3 separate regions of the Homo sapiens genome follow, and all the other regions are linked to region 3. The links are chromatin contacts, found by Hi-C or POLR2A ChIA-PET in ENCODE. All regions are on one chromosome and are shown on one strand. Each heading gives the region's core, a stretch centred on a gene start or an enhancer-like site at or near the end of the contact. The rest is flanking DNA. Distances are from core to core; before and after follow the strand shown.

The links. A loop is a pair of places that touch in the nucleus more often than their neighbours do. ChIA-PET counts read pairs that join two places held with the same protein, here RNA polymerase II (POLR2A). Pooled maps may share reads with other maps.
Region 1: a map of kidney shows a loop between it and region 3 (2.4-fold over the local background). The contact joins two enhancer-like sites. A Hi-C loop is called at or near these places in 1 of 168 maps with a recorded cell type or tissue (kidney). POLR2A ChIA-PET finds 5 or more read pairs at or near these places in 5 of 52 experiments (OCI-LY7, Panc1, activated B cell and 2 more).
Region 2: a loop to region 3 is called in a map of GM12878, with 4 times the contacts of the local background. The contact joins two enhancer-like sites. A Hi-C loop is called at or near these places in 6 of 168 maps with a recorded cell type or tissue (B cell, CD8-positive, alpha-beta T cell, Calu3 and 3 more), 30 of 37 single-sample maps with no recorded cell type and 9 of 50 pooled maps. POLR2A ChIA-PET finds 5 or more read pairs at or near these places in 7 of 52 experiments (GM12878, HepG2, MCF 10A and 4 more).

What each region holds. Positions count from the first base shown.
Region 1 is chr16:10,339,003-10,341,969 of GRCh38, reverse strand. No RefSeq gene overlaps it. Among named protein-coding and RNA genes, the nearest start is that of ATF7IP2, 46 kb to the left of the region's middle. Within about 2 kb of position 1,554, at least 2 of the 41 ENCODE cell types and tissues checked have a DNase peak (open chromatin) inside an H3K27ac peak, as active enhancers do.
Region 2 is chr16:10,255,771-10,258,663 of GRCh38, reverse strand. No RefSeq gene overlaps it. Among named protein-coding and RNA genes, the nearest start is that of GRIN2A, 75 kb to the right of the region's middle. Within about 2 kb of position 1,304, at least 3 of the 41 ENCODE cell types and tissues checked have a DNase peak (open chromatin) inside an H3K27ac peak, as active enhancers do; they include GM12878, where a contact is called at or near this core.
Region 3 is chr16:10,295,970-10,298,826 of GRCh38, reverse strand. No RefSeq gene overlaps it. Among named protein-coding and RNA genes, the nearest start is that of ATF7IP2, 89 kb to the left of the region's middle. RefSeq lists an enhancer at 990-1,039. Within about 2 kb of position 1,291, at least 5 of the 41 ENCODE cell types and tissues checked have a DNase peak (open chromatin) inside an H3K27ac peak, as active enhancers do; they include GM12878, where a contact is called at or near this core.

The sequences.
Region 1 (2,967 bases), core at 305-2,804, 43 kb before region 3:
TTAGGCACTATAATAGTGATGTTATCTCTGGGTGTGGTGGCTCATGCCTATAATCCCAGCACTTTGGGAGGCCAAGTTAGGCGGATCACCTGAGGTCAGGAGTTTGAGACCAGCCTGGCCAACATGGAGAAACCCCATGGCTACTAAAAATACAAATATTAGCTGGGTGTGGTGGTGGGTGACTGGAATCCCAGCTACTCAGGAGGCTGAGACAGGAGAATCGCTTGAACCCAGGAGGCAGAGGTTGCAGTGAGCCGAGATTGCTTCACTGCACTCCAGCCTGGGCAACAGAGCTAAAAATAATTAGCTGGGTGTGGTGGAACATGTCTGTAATCCCAGCTACTTGGGAGGCTGAGGCAGGAGATCACTTGAACCCGGGAGGCGGAGGTTTCGGTGAGTCAACTTTGAGCCATTGTACTCCAGCCAGTGCAACAAGAGTGAAAAAAAGAATAGAAAAAAAAAGAATTTTTAAAAAAAGACATAAGACATTTCCTATAGGGCCTGAGATAACTTTCTGGGGTAATAGAAATAGTCTGTATCTTGATTGTGGTGGCTATTACACAGGTGTACACATTTGTCAAACCCACGAAATGGTACACTTTTGTTTTTTTTGAGACAGAGTGTCATTCTGTTGCTCAGGCTGGAGTGCAGTGGTGTGATCTCAGCTCACTGAAACCTCTACCTCCCAGGTTCAAGCAATTCTCCTGTCTCAGCCTCCCAAGTAGCTGGGACTACAAGCATGCACCACCATGCCTGGCTAATATTTTTTTGGTAATTTTTAGTAGAGATGGGGTTTTACCATGTGGGCCAGTCTGGTCTTGAACTCCTGACCTCAAGTGATCCACCTGCCTTGGCATCCCAAAGTGCTGGGATTCCAGGTGTAAGCCACCACACCTGACCTGTATACTTTTTAAAATAGGTTTTTTTTTTTTTTTTTTTTTTTTTTTGTGACAGAGTGTTGCTCGGTTGCCCAGTCTGGAGTGTAGTGGCATTATCTTGGCTCACTGTAACCTCCGCCTCCCAGGTTCAAACCATTCTTGTGCCTCAGCCTCCCAAGTAGCTGGGATTACAGGTGCCTGCCACCACACTTGGCTAATTTTTGTATGTTAGCAGAGATGGGGTTTCACCATGTTGGCCAGGCTGGTTTCAAACTCCTGACCCCAGGTGACCTACTCACCTCAGCCTCCCAAAGTGCTGGGATTACAGGCATGAGCCACTGTGCCCAGCCAAAATAGGGGAATTTTATTATAAGTTACACTGTTGCAGGAATCAAGGGACAGGAGAGACCAATGGGTGGGACATGAGGATTTTATTAGGTGAGCACCAGCCCAGTGGATTAACATCCAAAGGCTGAGCCCTGAGCAAAGACAGGGCTTGACTTTTATACATGCATCTGAAATGGGGTTGGCCGGTTTGATGGCGCGAAACCTGTAGAGCAGGCAAGCGAGCTTACAGAAGCAGAACAAAGGCAGTTTGTCAAACAGTGATAGGTTTTAGAACTCAAACTTATCTTGTGACCTTGCCGTGCTGCACAGAAGGGAAAAACAGGAACTTACAAAACTTGCAAAAATAATTATGAGAACAGAACAAGGAACAACGGTAAGGGGGAAGAATCTGAAGGGGGAAGCTGAAAGAAAAACTTGTTTTCTTCATCCCTGCTCTGGGATGGGAGGGAGAGGCTCTGGATCCCATCCCTTCTGGGCCCTGCCTCTGTAGATAGTGCTATCAAAGTCCCAACAGAGCCCTGCCCATTGCTGGGCCTTTGAGTGAGTCAGCCTAGTACAGGAAAACTTGTTTTTCTTTTTATGTCTTCTGCTTCAATACCACCTTAAAGTTAATTCTTAAAAAAGTAAGGTTCTCTACATGTAAGGTCCTCTGAATGGGCTACACCATGGTCAAGCCATTGTGACCCCTGTGACCCACACATACAGGCCTCCTGGAGTCACAAAGCCTGGAGCAACAAGAGAACCACTAAAGAAGAAGAAACAGCTAGTTCCTGCCTTAACTGATTAACCAAATTTGCAACATTCCACCATTGTCATATGTTCCTGCCCTACCCTAACTAATCAATCGACCTTGTGATACGGTGCCTTGTGACCTCCCCCTACCTCATGACTATGCATCTTATGACATTCTTCCCCTGCCCAAAAAAACTGCCCCTAAATGTAACTTTCCTCTTCCTACCCCAAACCTATAAAACCAGTTCCACTCCCACCACCCTTCATTGACTCCTTTCTCAGACTCAGCCGACTTGCACCCAAGTAAACAGCCTTGTTGCTCACACTAATCCTACTCAGGTGTTCCCTTATAAAGATGTGTGTAACACTATGCACTGCAGGTAAACACAAAGGAGGAGCACTTTGCACTTTTTTAGAAGATTTTTTTTTTTTTAAGAGACAAGGTCTCACTCTACCACCCAGGCTGGAGTATGATCATACCACACTGCAGCCTCAAACTCCTGGGCTCAAGCAATCCTCTCACTTCAGCCTCCTGAGTAGCTAGGACTACAGGTGTACAAAATTAGCCTAATTTTCACTTTTCATTTTTTGTAGAGACAGGCTCTCGCCATGTTCCCTAGGCTGGTGTCAAACTGCCAGCCTCAAGCAATCCTCCTACCTCAGCCTCCCTAAGTGCTGCAATTACAGTTATGAGCCACTGTGCCCAGTCCCATGCACTCTTTCAAGAGTGTAGGAAACTTCTTGGAAGGGATGGTATTGGAACTTCTACTTGAAGAATGAATAGGGCCGTATGGCAATTTAAAACCAGATCCTGAAATTCCATGGCCCTGCCCCCATCAAGATCTGTGACTGGTGATCTTTTTTTTTTTTTTTTTTTTTTTTGAGACGGACTCTCGGTCTGTCACCCAGGCTGGAGTACAGTGGTACAATCTCAGCTCATCGCAACCTCCGCCTCCCAGGTTCAAGCAATTCTCCTGCCTCAGCCTCCCGAGTATCTGGGACTACAGGT
Region 2 (2,893 bases), core at 55-2,554, 40 kb after region 3:
TCACGTTCTTATTGAGTGTTCCTCAGCATTATGCTAGGAAGGGGGATACTGTAGTGAGTTAGACTTCACTCCTCATTTCCCAGAGCTTCAAATCGAGTAATGATGACTGCAGGCCTTCTTGGAGTCTTAATTAACTGAGTATACCTAATTTGCTCAAAAAGGAATTGGGTGTCCTGCATTTTCTGGCCTGAAAACCTTTTTAAATAAAACTACTTTTTGAGTTCATTATTCCTTGGAACACATCTTCGGGGAATTCTTGAGTTAGGCTGTAGTTGCTAACACTGAGGTTACCATAACCATTACTATCCCTTGTGTCCTCAGAGGCCTGGTGTTCATTGAGTGTTTACCTTGTGGCCTTCGCATTTGTCATTGTATTTATTATTTATTTTTATATTTTGAGATGGAATCTTGCTCTGTCACCCAGGCTGGACTGTAGTAGCACGATTTCGGCTCACTGCAACATCCATCTCCTGGGTTCAAGCAATTCTTGTGCCTCAGCCTCCTGAGTAGCTAGGATTACAGGGACCCGCCACCATGCCCAGCTAATTTTTAAATTTTTAGTAGAGACAGGGTTTCAACACGTTGGCCAGGCTGGTCTCAAACTCCTGACCTCAGGTGATCCTCCCGCCTCAGCCTCTCAAAGTGCTGGGATTACAGGCATGAGCCACCGGGCCCAGCCTTGTATTTATTTTTATTATTTATTAATTTATTATTTCTATTTTTAGAGACAAGGGCTTCCTCTGTTGCCCGGGCTAGAGTGCAGTGAATGATCATAGCTCACTGTAACCTTGAGCTCCTGGCTCAGGCGATCCTCCCGCCTCAGTCTCCTGTGTAGCTGGGATTACAGGTGCACCACCACACTTGGCTAATTTTTTTTGTTGTTGTTTTCTGTAGAGATAGGGTCTTGCTATGTAGCTCAGGCTGGTCTAAAACTCCTGGGCTCACACAGTCCTCCTGCCTCAGCCTCCCAAAGGGCTGGGATTACAGGCGTGCATCACTGTGCCTGGCTGGATCACTGTGTTTCATTCTTACACTGATGCTGATGTCAATACTTTTTAAAAATCCCTTCTTGATACATGAGAAAATGGAGGCATAGAGGAGTGACGTAGTCTGCCCAAGATCACCTACTTGGGAAGTGGCAGAGCCCAGATTTGGATCCTGCTAGAGCCTGCAGAACCCCTTTAACCCAATGGTTTGCCACTGAGGGTGATTTTGCTCCCACGGGTCAGCTGGCAATGTCAGGAGACATTTTTGCTTGTCACTAGTTGAGATGGAGGTGCATTGGCATCTTGTGAGTAGAAACCAAGGACGCTGCTAAACACCCTAACATGCACAGAACAACCTCCCACAACACAGAATTACCAGCCCCAAATGTCAACAGTTCCAAGGTTGAGAAACCCTGCTTCAGCTAATCATTACACGGGTTTTAGTTCTATGAGTACCCCACAATTCATTAGGGAGACAGGACAAAGGCATACATGAATTCTAGTACAAGGAAGAGGCATGCTACAGAAAGGGTATAAATCATCCTTATGGCCCTCATTAGACCTTTTAATTTCCTTATAAGCCCTTTATTGCCACGGCTAATCCTTGCTAACCCTGCTCAGGGCTGTTTTCAGCAGAGGAAAGTTACCGAGCCCGTCCCCGCCCCCCGCCCCGCTTGACGTCTGGCGCCTCCTGGTGGCCTCAGGAGAAACTCCATCTTCCTCAGATACCCCACAAAGTCCTTCCCCTTCACCTGCCCCAACTCCAACCTCAGCCGCATCTCCCTGGGGCCCCTCGGCATCCTGATATAGTCACTGCCTCCCGTTGGTGGTCACCTACTGGCCGCAGCCCGGGACCTCTCACAGGAGCTGCCCTCTCTGCCTGTGAGTTTCTCCATTCTTTTTTTTTTTTCCCAGCTTTTGCACTGGGTACACTTTTTTTTTTTAAACTCTCCACTATGTTAATGAGGACCATTTTTCTTCTGCTTTGCAAACCCTGCTCACCCCTTCAGACGATGCTTAAAGACCCTCTCCTCCTGGACATCTTTCTGATTCTCCCAGAAAAAGTGAATGGCAGGGTCTTTTGTGCTTTCAGGCCTGGGATTTATGGTTAGGTTATAACTTACTAATTTATGTCTCTTTGTTCGTCCATCTGTGTGTCTGTCCCTCCACCTGTGGCTTCTAAGCCTGACTACAAAATGTCCTGGAGGGATTGCTAAAAACAAAGAAAGAAACAAGCAAGCAAACGATCTCCATCACTACAGGCATTTGCGTATATTTTTACATTCCCAGGGGGTTCTGAAGTACCCTAACATCTGAAAACAGCTCTGTATTGTTGCTCTTCCTTGTTCAGATCTGGCTGAAATGTCACCTCCTAAAAGAAGTGTTCCCTGACCTTTTGTAGTATTAATGACAAGGTTGGAAGAGGTGGCTCGAGGATTTATCACTGGAGGCTTTGAATGCCAGGTTAGGCAAGACAACGGGACATGGCTCTGTGGGCTTCTTAGGGTTTTTACCAGAGGGAGGGAGGTGATTCCTGGTGAGTGTTGGCAGTGTTAGTCCAGCAGGTTGGTGCAAGATGGGTGCAGGAGAGGTGAGGGCTAGATGTGGGGAGTTCCTACTAAGAGTTCTTGTAGCAACTTGGGAATGAGGAAACCGGGGCTTGGGCTGGCTTGAAGGCTGTGAGCATGGAGCTTCGGGGAGAGGAGAGAAGGGGACAATGTCAACACGTCTTAGACAGGTCCAGGCACTGATTAGCTATGGGGATGGCTGTGATGAATGAGTCAGACATGGCACTCAGAGTTCTAGCCTTGGCACCAGAAGGCTGGTGCTACTGCCAGAGGTAGAAAAGGCAGGGGAGAGCTCCTCTCCTGAGGGTAGATGATGGATCAACACTGGGACCCACTGAG
Region 3 (2,857 bases), core at 42-2,541:
AGTGGCTGGCACATAGATGCTCAGTAAACTTGTTCAACAAATGAGTAACAGAGAAGGAAGAAATAGTGAATAATCTGATATGTCAGACGGAATGGTCATTCCACCAGCAATGTAAGGAAGAAACAGAGACAGGTTAGAGGAAGGCAGTGGCAATGTCAAGTAGAATTGTGGGGACGGAGGGCATGCAGAACTCAACCTCTGGGAGGAGAAATAGAAAAGAGAAGCTATAACTTCTCATTCTTAGGCTGCCCTTTCTTTTGTGACAGCCTCTATCTTGCACCTGCCACTCATTGGTACTTTGCTACATAAAGAAAGGTTTTATGCTGTTCTAGTGATTAGAAAGTTCATGATAATTATAATAATTTCCTTTGGTTCTCTTGAAATTAGTCTAGATATGAGATTTCATTTGGTGTACCTTTTATTCAACTATACCGAGCTGGCTTTGATGATGCAAAACACAAAATAGTTAATTATCAATTATAACAGGACATTTACATAATTACCAAGCAGACCCAAATTGAGTTCATCCTTTTAGAATGAACTTCAAAAGCTGGCTTTGAGTTTCCTCATGATTTTCTTTACTTCCCCAGTTTCCTCACAATAAAATTGTGTTACCCTTATAATGGCATTTTGAAAAAAATAGACCGAAAAAATAAATCAATGATATATTTAACTTTTTCTGTTCTAATCACTCTAAGAGTTTTGGGACAATTGAGTATCACCAATTGAAGAAAAAAAAAAAGAAAAAAGAAAAAACAAAAAAAAGAATTTCCCCTGTTACCACAAAAGAAAAGAGACCATATCCTCCTCCTCTTAGAGTATTCCTGAGAGAAACCTAGTGGTCGTAAATTCTTACTTTAATCTTTTGGTGTGTCTATAAATCTCTTCAGAGGCAAGTAAGCCTCTTGCCAGATTTACAACCCAGAAACATTTTTTTCAAAGGTCTTGGATTTATCCCCTTTGAAATGCAAATGTCTGAGGCAACTATATCTTGGTCACCCAGTCACTGTGGGCGCCTTTCTCTGAACTAGCGGAGGTGGTCATGAGAAAGGAGACCACTCCTCATGTTGTCTTATACTTAATTTCTTGTTTGCTGAAAAGGTAGAAGTTAAAAGAATAAGCAGAAGTGAAATTCATAGTCAGACAGCCCAGCGTCACATTTCGGGCCTGGTAGTTAAAATTCAACCCCTGACCTCACTGCTTGAGTTATCTATAGATTCTAGACACTGTATGAGGAAGCGTTGTGAAACTCCCTGTTCTGTTCTGTTTCGTTGTGATTACTGGTGCATGCAGCCGTCAGTCACCTACCCCTCGCTTGCCCAATCGGTCACGACCCCCTCTTCATGCAGTCCCTTTAGAGGTGTGAGCCCTTAAAAGGGACAGGAATTACTTATTCAGGGAGCTCAGTTTCTAGGACTTGAGTCTGCCGATGCTCCCAGAAGAATAAAGCTCTTTCCTTCCACAATCCGGTGTCTGAGAGGTTGTGTCTATGACTCCTCCTGCTACAGTTAAAGAAATTTTACTAACTTTCCAGTCCACTTCAAGCCCAATTTTTTCACCATTGTTGGGAGTCAGAAACCGATACCCCAAAATAGGGCACTCTGATGGGCCGAACTGAGGAAGACCTAAGGTCTCTCTGACCTCACCCACCTACTTCTCATCGCTCAGTCCTCCGTGTCTCCCAAAACACAGGATGAAGTTGTTCTCTGAAGTTCCCTTATCTACCTAAAGCCCGGACCTGAAAAAGAAGAAAACAATGACCCCGGTCCCTGAGTTTTCATTAGCTGAACTCACATCGCAGGAAGACTGACTGAAGTCTGCCAACACACCTGAACAGACTTGTCACAAATCATTTTCTGCTCTGCAGACCCAACAGACTTTGTTCTGAGCCACTGTGTGTTCTCTAAGCCCATTGAATTCCCCTAAAAATCCTTTGTGGCTGGGAGCTGTGGCTCACGCCTGTAATCCCAGCACTTTGGGAGGCCGAGGCGGGTGGATCACCTGAGGTCAGGAGTTGGAGACCAGCCTGCCCAACACGGCATAACCCCGTCTCTACTAAAAATACAAAAATTAGCTGGGCATGGTGGTGGGCACCTGTAATCTCAGCTATTCGGGAGGCTGAGGCAGGAGAATTGCTTGAACCCAGGAGGCGGAGGTTGTAGTAGGTGGAGATTGCGCCAGTGCACTCCAGCCTGGGCGACAAGAGCAAAACTCTGTCTCAAAATAATAATGATAATAAAAATAAAAATCCTTTGCTATTCTCCTAAAATCATTCACACTTTTCCATGATCCTCTCCCCTAAGAAGTCGGATATAGAAGAATCTGTATCCCTTTGGGATATTAGGCCATCACTCTGCGATCCTCCCCAGCACATGCTAATAAACGTGTATGCCTTTTCTTCTATCATTTACATTTTGTCAGTTGATTTTCAGGGAACTTTCAGAGGGCGAAGGTTTTATTCGAATGGATAATATCCCTTAACTCGTACATGATCTATTGGAATAAAAAAACTTTAGCCCCTAAACATAATGTCAAACTCCCACATAGTCAGTGCCAGCTGGATAGGAATGAGATTCTCTACTTTGCTTCTAGAGGTTGAATTTTTTTTTTTTTTTTTTTTTGGAGACAGAGTCTCACTCTGTTGCCTGGGCTGGAGTGCAGTGGCATGATCTTAGCTCACTGCAACCTCCACCTCCCAGGACCAAGCGATCCTCCCACCTCAGCCTCCTGAGTTGCTGGGGCCAGAGGTGCATGCCACCATGCCCAGCTAATTTTTGTATTTTTTGTAGAGATGGGGTTTTGTCATGTTGCCCAGCCTGGTCTCCAACTCCTGGCTTCAAGTGATCCACCCACTTTG